Linked DNA regions of Homo sapiens: region 1 is linked to region 2. The links are chromatin loops, found by intact Hi-C in ENCODE. Cell type or tissue: PC-3. All regions are shown on one strand.

Region 1 (8,000 bases), 220 kb after region 2:
TTTCACAGACCTTCCAACCTGATGGTGCCTTTGCTGAAATTAATTATAGAGAAAAATGAGCAAGCAAAAAAATTTATAACAACATATTTAAGGATTTTCAGGGATAAGGATGTGCCTTTAGAAGAGATGACTTCTACTGACATTGAATAGATGCAAGAGTTCAAAAAGAACTTTAAAAATAAGATATACTCTGAAAGCAAGTCATTTAGAGACCAAGCAAAAAGACTTTCTAGAAATAAAAATATATGATTTATAAATTTTAATAAACTGAAAAGGGTATAGGTGTAGCTAAATACCAATTTAGATCTTAAAAATCCAATGGACAAATGAGTTTGCAACACAGAACAAACACACAGAGTTTGAATCCCTAATTCAATGTGCTAAGAACTAAGCCTCTTCATTTTATTGTTGTCCGCAAACTTGAATCAACAGTGACTAAACTTCACAATCCCATGTTATGATTCAAAAAATGTCAAACCCCAAGTAAAATTCTTGAGGTAAATTCCAGTTTCAGATGCCTAATGAGGTATTCATAAATTAAAGATTTTAATCAAATATTTTATTTTATGATCCCCTCAGTGTGATACAAAGGAACCCCAAAAAAACATTGAACTATGAATTCATAGTTTGTTATTGTTAGTATTAGTGGTGGTGGTGGTGGTGTGTGTGTTTCCCTGTATTTTAGATGTCTCCTGTCTCAGAGAAACGACAGCTGTCTTCTCCAAAGATTGTTTAAGCACAAACAGGACATTTTGCTCATTCATTGTTGTTTGTCACACAAAGAAGTTGCTTTTGTATTTTGTGGTACTGCACTATTAAGGCTGAATTTCTTTTCAAATAAAAATCTGACTCAAGGGAGTGAACAGCTCCATGCTCTAAGCAGGGTTAACCACTGTTTTCAAAAGCTCTGGCAGGGAGATGGAAGCTTGGAGGTAAATTGAAAGATATAGTTTACCAAATGCTTGGGCAAACCTCACTGAGAAGGACATAAATGGATGGTAGCTCCAGGAGTTGTAAGCAGAAGAGGCAGTAGTGACATTGGGGTTGGTCTTTTCACTGCATCAAAGTGCACCCATCTCTCTCCAGTAAGTCTGGGATACAGCTGGCCAGAGGCACATTAAGATCACGTGCAAAAGCAGAAAAACAGGAACTGAAAACCAAGTTCAACAAAAGAGGGAGAAATAAATGAAGGAACCAGGACTGAGTACCACGTTTGGCTCTGAGATTTACTAGAAGGTAACCTCAGAAAGAAATGAAACGTGGTAAATTACTTAGTCCTTATTATCAAAAAGGATGAGGTCAACCTAGGTCTTTCTTGGCATTACCTATACTATAAATTTCTCAAATGAGACTTTTTACACAGGGGGCAATGAACAATAAGCCTAATAACACACAAAAGTAGATTATTAAAGTGGTGCTTCTGAAGTGCTATAATCATCATCTTCACCAGGGCTTTGTAAATTATTTCTTTCCACAGGATTAAAAACTTCAATGAACAATATCTCCCTTCTGTTTTGGCTTTAGAAATCAGGTTGTTATTGGTGGAACTGTACCCCTCCCACACCCCCAATTCACATGGTGATGTTCTAACCCGCAGTACCTCACAATGTGACCTTATTTGGAGATAGGCATTTTTTAGAGGTAATCAAGTAAAAATGAGGTCATTAGGAAGGCCTAACCCAAGATGACAGTGTCCTCTATGAGAAGGAGGAATTTGGACATAGACACACACAAGGCGAACATCATGTGAAGATGAAGCCAGAGACCAGGATGCTGCTTCAACATGCCGAAGAACACCAGAGACTTCCAGAAAACCACTAGGAATTCAGTGAAAGGGATGAAACAGCTGCTCCCTCACAGCCCCTCAAAGGAACCATCCCTGCCAACATGTAGATCTCAGACTTCCAGCTTCCAGAGCTGTTGGATGATAAATGTGCGTTACTTAAGCCACTCAGTTTGTGGTACTTTGTTACGGCAGCCTAAGAAACTAATACTCAGGTTTTTATAATGTCAGGTTGAGCCATCCTCCACATCTACTTTCTCTGGCAGTGACCATTTCTGATCAGGGACTGAATAGAAGATTCTAGTTATTTAATTACAAACAAAATAATTGAGAGAAGAATGCAGTCAAGATAATTCCAAGAACAGCCCATGACCTGGAGCCCAGTGCCCAGCTTCCACAGCAGTGATGTGTTCACATCAGGCCAGATTCTTCCATAAAAAGTTCACATTTCTATAATAAAAAGTTCACATGTTTTCTTTGGTCTTGTCCTATTTTATATTGGTTCCCCTTTATGACAAGAGTCTAGAGACCAGAAAGAACTGGTCCAGGACCAAATTAAATAAAGCTTGAAATCTCTGTCACTTACCTGATCCCTAATTATGGGTAGAGAAGCCCTACAGACAAGCTTTTTCCAGCTCAGGTAATGTTGCTGTATGGCCCCAGCAACTTTTTTTATGACTTGGCTAAATTTTGCCAAGTATTTGCTTGGTGTCACATTTATGAGCTTACTTAAGAATCTTTTGTGCAAACTTTTCGAAGGCTTACTTGATGGACTAGCTCCAGAACTAGATTCCTGGGGCCCACTACACAGTGTTTGAATAAGGCCAAAAGGTAAAATGTGTCTCCTAGTTGTTTTCTTGTATCTTCCCTCCCTCTCCTCCCCCTGCAAAGATGTCTTCTTTCCTCCTTTCGTACTGGTCTTCTGACAAACAAGTTAGCTAATTACCAATAAGCAAAATTCCCTTGAATATCTGCCATTGTTCAGTGTTTTCCTGGGCAGGGGTCTGATCTCTATGGAGAGGCTTTAAGTTTTAGAACTTGTACAAAGCTTCTGCGCCTTGTGGTGGTGATGGTGGTGGTGGCATGTGTGTGTGTTTCTGAGAGAGAACTACTCCTCTGGCCACCTATTTAGTGAGTGAAAATATCTCAGCCTTGCAAGCAACTGCCTAGAATGTTTGATTCAACCTCTACTCCAATACTTTCTATCCCAATGAAAATTATAGCTATAACATCTTTGCCAGCTGATTGTACAGCTCTCATCAAACCATTCCTGTGTTAAAGTGGGCCCTGCCTTTCATGTAGCCCATGAAATTGCACCTCATTCTCACTGTTGGACGTTCTTTCTTGAATCTAGCTAAAACTACCTGCTTGCCTCCTGGAATCTCACTTATATAGGCATGCATCTACACAAAGTGAATGAGAAGGCCAAATTAACTGTTACTCATTCAGACATAAAATCTTCCTGATTCTTCACTCAGATGCAAGGGCTATCTTGGTCAAAATACCCTCAATTATCTGTATAATTTGTGTCCAGATTCCATCTTCTCCTTTATTCTATAGATCACAAAATCTCATCTCACTGACTTCTCATGAGGGTGGCCCAGGCCCGGACTGGACTAGGTGACTTCTACCAAGTTATATGGCTGTGAATGTTAGAGTCAGAGGAAATTTTAAAAATCTATCATCTCCATGATGCAAAATATAAACATGGCCTGTGAATCTCAGAAGTTGTAGAGATGATGCCTACGTGCAAGGCTTTGGAAGACAAATATCAGGATTAGCAAGAATAAAGGCATGCCACACAGGAGAAGAAAAAAATCTAGCCAGGAAGACTGACTCCCATGGCATCCTCTACATGGGGAAAGGAGCCTTCAGAGACTGACATTTTGGTGCATCAGGAGGCATTTCTGCTTCCACATGAGATTTACTGACTATAAAAATGATTGGATTCTGTGTTCTATAATTTAAAATTATGATCCTGTAACATTATAAGAAAGTGTCTGGTAAGAGGTGTCTGCTCTTCAAACATGTCAGATATGCCGCAGATGGCTGAGATAGGAATTGGAGGTGGGGTTGTAACAGAAAGGTGGTGTTGCACGATGCCTCCTCCAGAAGTGTTGCATAGGCCTGCTGACCCAGGGAGAGGTTACGCAAACATCTGGCCTTGGGTCAGAGAGGGCTCTGCAAGCTCCAGTTATCCACTTCAGTCACTGTTTTACATAATCCCATCATTTTGTAAATCATTTCATTGATACCAGCACTTTCACAGAATTGTTTTATTTGAACAACTCAGAGGAAGGCCACAGCAGAGGGTCCCAAGTTTTTGATAGATGAGAAAATTGAGAAGTTTAGTGATTCCTCCAAAGCCACCTAAGAAGTCTGCAGCAGAGGTAAGTCTTTTACTCCTGATCCTTTATCTTTCTGTTCTTGCTTACACAGGTGAAGGAGGTAGGTTAATCCCCTGGATTATCCTGGTATTGTCCCACTTACCCCTTTTGCTCAGTGTCATGTGGCTGTGACCAAGTAGACCACATCCAGGAGAAGTGACCTGCCATCCCACCTCACAGACAACTTCACCTCCCCAGCACCATCCTAGACCTTTTGAAAGACTGAACTGGAGTTCTAAACATTCATTAATTTAGTTGGAGTATTTTTGTTTTCTCCTCAAGAGAGTGAAAAATGGCCATTGTGAGAGAATAATGTCAAATATTCCTACAAGGGCAAAGGCAGAGTCCAGAATCACAGCTGAATCCTCCTTGTTCCATTTTTATGTGTGAATTCTTAAACCACACAGATTACATTACAAGTTGGGAATGCCTCCACCTGACTAAATATATATGTGTACACATTGGCATCCATCTCCATTAACATAATATTAGCCATTACGGGAGCATTACAACATCATCCTGCTCACAAATGTGACACAGAACAGAGTGTCACAGACACCTCAATGCACTGGACGCTTAAGTCAAATGGAAAGTTAAAAACACCTTCTGCAAGCAGCCACTGGCATTACTTCATATTTATGTTAGTTTTGCTAATCTAATCGAGTGAACTTTTTCCCTAAGAGAATATAATAGGAATATTTTATTTGAAAATTTTATGTAGTAAGCAGCTGTCTAAAGTCTTAATTTCTGTTTTCAGTAGGGTAAGTGGCAAATGCAACCAGGAAGAAAAAAATAGCAGTTTCCCAAGTGCTAGTAAGGGCAGCAGGCAGTGGAAAATCCATGCAAAGTCTTTCCAGGAAACCATTCCTACGGATCATGGGGGAAATACTTAAATGCTGGTATAGAAAAATATATCCATGCATTTCTTAATGAGGTTGAGCAAAAGAGTTGGAAAAGCCCCCAGCAATCAGGGAACAGAGGTAGAGAGAGGGAAAGTAGCTTGAAAAAGTCATTAGCAGGAGAAGGATAGCCACAATCAAGGACCTCGGCCCTGGCTCCAGGGGACTGTTTGCAGGAATTGCCTACTTTGTGCTGACATCTGGGGTGCACTGCAGGAGGAGAATGCCATTACACCCCCTGCTATTGCTCCAGCCACAGAAATGGCCATGTGCTGCATGGTGACCTACCACATCCTGTAGTTCCTTTCACTAATACTTGCCTGATCAATTACATAGCAGATATAGGGTCATGTCACAGGTTCTGTCTTTTTCTGCCATAGAAATTCAAACAGGACCCTAGCATAGTATTTATCTATATCTTGCATGAATTAAATGAGTTGAGCTGATACAATGAAAAGAGAAGGAATGTGAGGGGTAATCAGTCCTGGATTCCTGTCCTTGTTTAGGTACAACTTTGGAAAAATTACCCAGTCCCTGAGCCTCTTAAACCAGGAAAATATGTTTATCATAATTTTTCATGAAAATTACATGATATAATATATAAAACATACCTATCCTGAGGGAGTTAGGAAGTGGGTGTCAGTAGTAATTACATATTGGGAGTCAAGATATAATCTTAACGCATTCTATTGATGATAGCAACAAGCAATAATCTCATTGGTTGCTATGTTCTGAGGCAGCCTGCATCTTGAATTAGAAGAAGGTCATGGCCCCAGGAACAGAGTATAGACCTTAAAAAGAAATACATGCACAAAACACCATTTCTGAAGATAATCCCAGGGACCCAGAGCTATAAATTCCAGATATTTCTTCCTCAGTGGTGCCTAATCCACCTGGCCTCACCCATCATACCATGCACCTATTCTTCACTACAGCCACCTCTATCTTGGGCTCCATGTTCCCCACCTTAGCTCCTGGTATAGGTGCCTTTGTTTAAACACCAGCACATAATATAGAACTTGACCTACTGGTATTCATTAAACTGGTGTAAAATGAGTGAACTAAGTGACCAGTTTTGAATCTGCTTTTCATGACAACACTCCAGCATGTTCTTTGATTTGAAATTGAAACTCTTGAAGATGGGAGAAAAGAAGGAAAGCAAGTTCAGGGCTTTTATCTCCCTGACTTCCTTCTTTCAGGGCTGCCTTAGGCTGCTTGGGTCCCTCACCAAAGACCAGTGCTCCTTGCAGTGGGCCCCTCAATACAACACACTCCTCCCAAGTTCCATTAACTGCTCCCTCCGTTTGTCAATTGAGGAGTAGGGGTGGCCACAACCCTGCTGTTACTAGCCTCTTGTGCATAGCCTCTTGTGTTTTTCTTACCTAGAATGGCCACTCACCCTACTTTTCGCAGAAATGGAGTGTTGTGAAATCCTCTCATTCGGATGAGAGGGCTCTCAGTACTAAAACAGTCTTGGGCAAACTGGATGGTGAGTCACCCTACCTACGTCCTGCACACACCTTTGTAAATAGCTCCTTTACTAAACCTTCCTTTTATCACTCTGGTTGAAAAGAGTCATCCACTTTCTTTTTGGGACCTTGAATAATTCATTATCAAAAATCACACCCTATTTTGTCTTCTGCAAGAATTGTTGATGTGAGGCTACCTATGAACACATTCCCTCCTCTGGGGAGAAAGCCCACCTACAATTGGAGACAGTAAGGCCAGTACACCAGGGGCAGCAGAAATGAGAGACAGCAGTGGAGGAAATCCCTGTCTCCTCAGGACCCAGAGTCCAGCCCAGGGATGCTGGCTCCTGAGTGCTTCTTTTTTCTGCAAGGCAGTCATGTCTTTCCCAGCCATACCAGCCAACAAATTCCTAACTTGTAAAAAAAGGACCACTGCCGCTTCAACCAGTTTTGCCTGAGACAGTTCTGTGTACTTCTGTGTGTAGGCCAGGAATGAGAGACCAAAGTGAAGTCTCCCAAAGCATCTCCCTAGCCTAAGTCAGGATGAGAGAAGAGTACATCAGTGGTAAAATATGGCAGCCTTTTAAAAATGTTTTTCAAAACACAACAACACATGCTGGCAAGGCTGCAAGAGAAAAGGGAAAGCTTATACAATTTTGGTGAAAATGTAAATTAGCTCAGTCACTGTGGAAAGCAGCTTGAAGATTTCTCAAAGAACTCAAAACAGAACTACCATTTGAATGAGAAATCCCATCACTGGGTATATATTCAAAAGAAAATATATCATTCTACCAAAAATACACATGCACTCACATGTTCATCACAGCACTATTCACAATAACAAAGACATGGAATCGACCTGTGTGTTCATCAATGGTGGGCTGGATAAAGAAAATGTGGTACATTTACATGATGAAATACTATGTAGTCATGAAAAAGAATAAATACATGTCCTTTGCAGCAATATGGATACACCTGGGGGCCATTATCCTTGGTGAATTAATGCAGGAACAGAAAACCAAATACCACATGTTCTTACTTTAAGCGGGAGCTAAACAATGGATATTCATGGCATAAAGATGGAAACAGTAGACACTGGGGACTACTAGAGGGTGGAGAAAGGGATGAGGCAAGGGCTGAAAAACTAATTATTGGGTACGAAGCTCAGTACTTGGTTAATGTGATCAATTATACCCTAAACCTCAGCATCCCACAATATACCCAAGAAACCAACCTGCACATGTATCCCCTGAATCTAAGATAGAATCTAAAATTATTTTAAAATGTTTTTCAATAACTATTAATTGAACATGTAATGTCAATTGCTCTGCTTAGTTCTTAACAGAGATTACCTGATTTAGTCTTCATTACACTCCCTGAGCGGGTTATTATTTACATTTTATAGAGGAAGAAATGGAAGCCCAGACAAGTTGATTCACCTGCGCAGTCATATCCCTTGGAA
Region 2 (8,000 bases):
CAGCATCCAATATATGGTACTGTTTCTCCCATAGCCAGGATTCATGGGTTCAGGAATCAAGGGATAGAAGTGGAAGTGGCACCACTCACCATCACCCATAACGATCCACTAGCAAAATTTTTGATTCTTGCTCATGCAGCACTGCATTCCGCTGGCTTAGAGGTCTTAGTTCCAGAGGGAGGAATGCTGCCACCAGGAGACAACAATTCAATTAAACTGGAAGTTAAGATTGCCACCTGGACACTTTGGGCTCCACCTACCTTTAAGTCAACAAGCTAAGAAGGGAGTTACAGTGTTGGCTGGGGTGGTTGACCCGGACTATCAAGATGAAATCAGCCTGCTACTCCCTAACAGAGGTAAGGAAGGGTATGCATGGAATACAGGGGATCCATTAGGGCATCTGTTAGTATTACCATGCCCTTTGATTAAGGTCAATGGGAAACTACAACTGCCCAGTCCAGGCAGTACTACAAATGGTCCAGACCCCTCAGGAATGAAGTTTTGGATCAATCCACTAGGAAAAAAAAGCCATGACCTGCTGAGGTGCTTGCTGAAGGCAAAGGGAATACAGAATGGGTAGTAGAGGAAGGTAGTCATCAATACCAGCTACAACCACGTGACCAGCTGCAGAAATGAGGAGTGTAACTGTCATGAGCATTTCTTCCTTTTTTGTTAAAAATATGTTTGTGCATATATACACTTGTACTAAGAAAATATCTTCATTTTATTTTCTTTTACTTTATTATGTGATATAAGATTTATTGACTTCATATCAGTATTTAAGTATTGTTAACTTTATGTAATAGTATTTGGGTTGGGAATTGGTGTGTTTCTGGTTGTACGAAGGATAGTTGTATTATGTTAGGCATAATTATGACCTTATTATTGTCTTTATTTGAAGATTATGTATGATCTCAGGAGATGTGTATGGTTTCTGGTTGACAAGGGCTGGACTTGTGATGGTTAATACTGAGTGTCAACTTGATTAGATGGAAGGATGCAAATTACTGGTCCTGGGTGTGTCTGTGCTAGTGTTGCCAAAGGAGTTTAACATTTGAGTCAGTGGACTAGGGAAGGCAGACCCACCATTAATCTGGTCGGCACAATCTAATCAGCTGCAAGTGAGTATAAAGCAAGCAGAAAAATATCTAAAGGTGAGACTGGCCTACCCTCCCAACTAGATCTTTCTCCCGTGCCAAATGCTTCTGGTCCTCAAATATTGGACTCCAAGTTCTTCAGTTTTGAGACTCGGACTGACCCTCCTTGCTCCTCAAGCTTTCAGACAGCCTATTGTGGGACCTTGTTATCATGTAAGTTAATACTTAATAAACTCTCATGATGAGAGTTTATTAAGGAGATATATATATATATGTATGTATATATATACATATATATACACACATATATATATATATACACATGTATATATATACATATATATATATCAGTTCTGTCCCTCTAGGGAACCCTGAGTAATACACTCTGTATAAGTGGGAAGATAATGCTTTCATTCTCTCCAAATTAATAAGTCAAGTCAATACAATTCTAATCAACATAGAGACCAATGTTAGTGTTTTAAAGGAAATTATTCTTCATTTGGATGATTTTTAAAGGTAAAATTTCTATAGAAGAATAAAAATCAATAAATAGCTGAGTTAATCTTTTTTTTTTTTTTTTTTGTGACGGAGTCTCGCTCTGTCTCCCAGGCTGGAGTGCAGTGGTGCGATCGCGGCTCACTGCAAGCTCTGCCTCCCGGGTTGACGCCATTCTCCCGCCTCACCCTCCTGAGTAGTTGGGACTACAGGCGCCCGCCACCACGCCCGGCTAATTTTTTTGTATTTTTAGTAGAGACGGGGTTTCACAGTGTTGGCCAGGATGGTCTCCATCTCCTGACCTCGTGATTCGCCCGCCTCGGCCTCCCAAAGTGCTGGGATTACAGGCGTGAGACACCGCGCCCGGCGAGTTAATCTTTATAAAATGAGTTAAGCAGGGGAAATTACACTGCTGGATATTAAAACATACTACAAATAAATAATGAGAAAAATATAAGTACAGATATAAGAACAGACAAATAGACCAATAGAACAGAACTCAGAATTCATAGATAAATGAAAATTGTAACTTAATATATAATGAGCATATTAAAATCAATAGGAAAAAAGAGGCTGTACAAAATGACGTTGGGAAAAAGCCTTACTTTATGAAGAAAAATACAACTTGTTCCTTATCCTTTAATGTATGCAAAAATTAGTTAAAACTTTTCTTCAAAAAGTAAAACAAGAAAGTTAATGGAAGAGAATATATGTACAATACTTTTGGACCTTGGGTAGTGGTATTTAGCAAAACCCAATAGCACATACAATAGGAAAAATATGGGTTTGATTACAGCAAATGTACATATTTCTGCTTAATGAAGAACATTGGACAGAATTTTCATGCACATTGGGAGAAAATATTTACAATGAATATAAGTGTAGGAGATGATAATCTAAGATATATAAGGAAATCATTTAAATCAATCAGAAAAAGAGTATCCTACAGAAAAGTGAGCCATGGGTATAAATATGTATATGAACAGATACTGAATAACATTGTTTATTAAAGAAATGCAAATTAAAACTAGAAATAAGTATCACTGTCACACATCAGATTGGCAAAATTTAGAAAGCTTGATAGTGCCAAGTTTTAGCAGCAGTAGAGGCTTCATAGTGCCAAGTTTTAGCAGCAGTAGAGAATTTTTATGTATTGTTTGTACACGTGTAACTGTTGCTGCTTTTCTGAAAGCAACCTGTCAGTTTTTAGTTACATTAACTCAACTTATACCCTATGACTCAGCAATTCTGTTGCTAGGCATATATCTCAGTGAAATTCTCACAGATGTCCATAGAGATTATGTACTAGGGTGTGCATTGAAACATTGTTTAGCTGTACACAGTAGAAAATAACATCCATTCATTGGGGAAAGAGATGGGCAAAAACTAGTGGGTGCACACTGTGGAATACTATGCAGCAGTTAGAATAAGAGAAAAAAACCTAGATGCATGCACAACATCATGCATAAAGACGCATAACTCAGTGCTGATACAACATGTTAAAACAGAATGAGTGAAATATCATACTGCAATTAAGATGGCATGTGTCAAAAAGACAGAAAATAACAAATGCTGGAGAGGGCACCAGCAGGGGGAACCCTCCTACAGTGTGGGTAGGAATGTAAATTAATATAGCCACTGTGGAAAGTAGTAGAGAATTTCTTCGAGAAAACTAAAAATTGAACTACCTTATGATTCAGCATTCCCACTGCTGGGTACAGAGCCAAAAGAAAGGAAATCAATATGTTGAAGAGATGTCTGCAGCACTCCCATGTTCATTGCAGCGCTATTTACAATAGCCAAGATATGGAATCAACGAATGAATGGATAAAAATGTGGTATGTGTGTGTGTGTGTGTGTGTGTGTGTGTGTGTGTGTGTGTGTGTGTGTCTGTCTGTGTATATATACACAATGGAATATTATTCTGCCACAAAAATAATGAAACCCTATCATTTGCAGCAACATGGATGAAACTGGAGGTCATTATATTAAATGAAATAAGGCAGTAACAGAAAGACAAATATTGCCTATTCTCACTCCTATGTGGGAGCTAAAAAATTGATCTCATGGAATTAGTGAATAGATGGTTATCAGAGGCTAGAAGAAGTTGTGGTGGGTAGGGGATAAAGAGGTATTGGTTAATGGATACAAAAATTCAGTTATATTGAGGAATAAGATCTACTGTTCATTAGCACAATTGGCCTACTATAGTTAACAATTTTTTTTTGTATGTTTCAAAATAGCTAGAAGAGTGGATTAGGAATGTTCCCAACACAAATGTATAATACATACTTGAGATGATGGATATCCTAATTACCTTGATTTGATCATTACGCATCATATGCATGTATCAAAATATGACATATACCCCATAAACATGTGTAACTGTTGTATATTTAAAAAAATAAAACAAAAAATACAGAATGACATCTGTAACTTGAAATCATTTTATTAATTAAAATGACATACATCCAAAACAAAACTAAATTTACATGAATATATCTCTCTCTGCCTCTACATATCTATATTATAGATATCTATATAGATGTCTATATTATATTATAAAGATATATATCAGATACTATATGATATCTATATATCAGATATCTATATTATAGGTATATATCTTACAGAATGTAACATATAGAGTATAAGTGAAATTACTTGGGAGGTAAAAGGAAATGAATGCATATTTTAAATAAGAGAATTACTGTATATGAACTGATCATAGAGTAAATAAACTGAGGAGCATAATTGGCTCAACTCTGCATCCGAAGATCAAAAATAACAGCATATTATGGCAAACAAAAAAAGAAACTGTTAGGGCTGCTACCAAGTACTAGACACTACAATTTTCACCACTGCTACTTCCAGACTTGATTGAGGTATCAGTGCCAGAAACCTGACCTTCCAGCCACCACTTGTGGCCACTTCCAAAGACAGAGTTCCCTCACCCCTCGCCCTCACATTACTATCTCCTGGGTTAAGATATGACATGAGTGTGACTGATTGGTGAATCCCACATCACCATGCTGTGCCCTAAATACAAGGAAGACTGGGAAAGAGAGTATCTAGCATTTTCACTCCTCATCATCAAATTAGGATTGGTCTCTGCACTTCACAACAAGACTGATAATGTGGGGAAGAATTGCCTAGATGTACTAAGGTATTCAGAAACTGGGTGGCCACAGTTAATGCCAAATATTTGCTTTTGTCAATTTATAGATTATTTGATTTGTTTTTTTGGACATGCTTCCAGGATTAATTACTACATAGTGTGAATCTGTGAACATACTACGATATATATCCACGTTGATTGATCTTTATTGTTTTCCTCTTAAAACGTGATGTGCCTATTAAATGTAGAGATTAAAGTATTTCTAAATTTTAGAAAAAATAGCTTGAAGTATGTTTTAAAATATTTTGTTCTTGTTCCAATTGCTCTATATTTTTCTTCAGGGACACCAATTATGCATATATTATCACCCCTTTGTAGGTTTCCCACACCTATCATCCTCCCATTAATCCTTCAAAATCTTAAAAAAATAATTTTGTTCAGGTTTTTTGAGCCTGCCGTCATTATTGCTATTGCTTTTTTTTTTTTCAAGCAGTCTTTCTACTCTTTTCTTTTCTGCTTCCTTTTGATGTTTTGTTTACCTCTTACATGTTTTCCCTTACCTCTGACAGTTTGGTGTTCTAATCTTTTACTCATTGTTTCTCTCTAGCTCCACATTGGACTTTTCCCCCATAAAGGCCCTATTTCCTCTAAATTCTCAAATTTTGTTGAAAATACGTGGCAAAATTTTCTGCTTCTTTATGGTGTACTTTTTATGGTGTGGTTCTTCATGTATCTTTTTTTTCTTTTTCTTTTTGAGACAGTCTTGCTCTGTCACCCAGGCTGGAGTGCAGTGGCACGATCTCGGTTTACTGCAATCTTCGCCTTTCTGAGTAGCTGGCATTACAGGCACCTACAACCATGCCCAGCTGATTTTTCCATTTTTAGTAGAGATGGGGTTTCACCTTGTTGGTCAGGATGGTTTCGAACTCCTGACCTCAGCTGATCCACCTGCCTCAGTCTCCCAAAGTGCTGGGATTACAGGCATGAGCCACCACACCAAGCCCTTCATCCATCTTTTTATTGTCCAGTTAAATTTCTCATTTTCTTTATAATTAAAAATATATGTTTCATAGATTTGACAAGTTGAATTATTTTTGTTACTGTGTTTTTTAAATTACCTTTGAACAGAGGGAATTCTTTCTGAACAAGATATTTATGAAAGAATTTTGTGGAGAAGGGATGAGTGGGTAGAAACGATGAACGGAAGCTCTTCTGAGTAGCAGGCAGGGAGTTTGAGAGTCTGTTTACCAACACTAACTCATGGAGTTGGTCCTGTGGGCAAAAACAAAAGCCAGGAGAAAATAAAACATCTTTTGCTTACAGTAAAACTACATGATGTTACAGGATTCAGATGTGTGTGTGTGTGTGTGTGTGTGTGTGTGTGCATGTGTGTTTGTGTGTCTGTGTGTTTGTGTGAGAGAGAGAGAGAGACTGAGACAGAGACACACACACACACACACACACACACACACACACACACACGCAGAGGTAATTTTAAGTTTCAGGGCTGTTTGATTGCCATTCTTTCTTTTTTTTTTTTGAGACGGAGTCTCGCTCTGTCGCCCAGGCTGGAGTGCAGTGGCGGGATCTCGGCTCACTGCAAGCTCCGCCTCCCGGGTTCACGCCATTCTCCTGCCTCAGCCTCCCGAGTAGCTGGGACTACAGGCGTGAGCCACCGCGCCTGGCCGATTGCCATTCTTTCTTTAGCACCTTGCCCACAATGGGCCTCTCCTTCTTCAAAGATAGTGCTCCTTTGCTATCCAACCATAGTTTGCTTAGTATGCCATAGAGTCTAACTGGATTCCAAGAGGCTTGTACAATGAGTTTATGCATACTTCTTGTATCTTTTCAAAGAAATAATCATTATGCACATCTGGCTCTGGCCCAAGGTCTTTGAAGCTAGGTGCCTTTTTTGGCATCCTCTCTTACTGTCATTACCATTTTATTTCTCCTAGCGGCCCTTATTTATACATTGTGGTTTGGAGTTATAGGTGTTCCATAGACTCATCAAAATAGCATACCTGTTTCTGTTTTATGTTCTCCTCGTTTGCTTCAGTCCATTTTATAGAGGAAAAAGAAAAAGAGTTATGTTAACTTTTTCGTCTAAAAACTGGAAGAGCAAGTGGCTTATGCCTGTAATCCTAGGACTTTGGGAGGCTGAGGAAGATGCTCTTGAGCCCAGGAGTTCAGGACCAGCCTGGACAACATGGTGAAACCCTATCTCTACAAAATAATAATAATAATAATAATAATACAAAAATTAGCTAGGCATGGTGGCATGTGCCTGTCGTCCCAGCTACTTGGGAGGCTGAGGTGGGAGGATTGTTTGAGCCCGGAAGGTTGAGGCTGTAGTAAGCCATGATCACGCTACTACACTCCAGCCTGGGTGAGAGAGCATGATCTAAAAAAAAGTAACAAAATAGATAAAATAAAAAATAATAAAAACTGGAAGAAGCCTCCTAAGTAATGATGCTGTGGCCACGAGGAGCTGAGTACCATCATGTGTGGTGGCCCATTTACTAAGAGTGATACCAACTTCAGGGCCTTGACTCAAGGTCATGTCCTCCAACTCCTAAAAAATATTAGATGGAGATAAACATTATAGTGATGAGCTCTTCGAACTGTGTCTCTCACTCAAGGCAATTCTTATCCATTATCCTTTATTCAGGAACCACGTGTATAAGTTGAGTACAAATTATCAGGCTATAGTCATTTGAAAATGTTAGTCTACTTGTATGTCCCTTGAAGATGATCAGCCAAGTCGCAAGGTAAACGAGCAACACTCTAATAGTCTGGCCTTTTTTGTTTGTTTCTTTATGCATATTTATTGTTTTGATGTAATCTTTGTTGGTTATTTAGAGCAGATATGATCACCATACCCCAAGTATTCTGAAACACGTGAGTCTCTCCCATGGACATTTGTTCTATTTCATTGCATTGACTAGGGACTACCTAGGGACAGGGTTGAAGGTTGTGGTTATGTAAACTCAGATCCTTCATCATGTATATTCCATCTGAAGACAGCAATTAGACACATAACTAAAATACAAAGAAAGTACCTAATCACTAACTTGTAGAGTTATGTGGTTTAAATAAGAAAATTCCCTGGTAGGTAGAAAACTGCTAATATTAGCTGTTTTATTGATATTATTTTCTATCATCATCACCATCATCATCAGTGCAAGGAGGTAGTAACATAATTCTATGAATTGACAGAGGTGGAAGAATTTGATTTGCTGCTAGATTGATTCCATGGATATTGACAATGACCGCAAATATGGTCCTTGGAT

What was found. A loop is a pair of places that touch in the nucleus more often than their neighbours do. Peaks named below come from ENCODE experiments on the same cell type or tissue, not always from the same donor. Only the 100,000 strongest peaks of a DNase experiment are listed, where the experiment ranks them.
Region 1: it touches region 2 in a loop (14-fold over the local background); 2 of 110 quality-filtered maps call a loop at or near these places.

The regions. Positions count from the first base shown.
Region 1 is chr2:19,098,238-19,106,237 of GRCh38, forward strand. It overlaps LOC124907738 (a long non-coding RNA gene), which reads left to right. Exons shown (of 2, transcript XR_007086235.1): 2 at 1,478-2,256. Among named protein-coding and RNA genes, the nearest start is that of LINC01376, 75 kb to the left of the region's middle. In PC-3, no CTCF peak of the experiment used is centred here; DNase peaks (open chromatin) are centred at 444, 4,624 and 6,544; H3K4me3 peaks cover 433 bases; H3K27ac peaks cover 4,064 bases.
Region 2 is chr2:18,881,111-18,889,110 of GRCh38, forward strand. The region is part of intron 4 of LOC105373456 (a long non-coding RNA gene); the gene reads left to right. Among named protein-coding and RNA genes, the nearest start is that of LINC01376, 140 kb to the right of the region's middle. In PC-3, CTCF peaks have their summits at 3,174 (motif pointing right) and 3,375; a DNase peak (open chromatin) is centred at 3,181.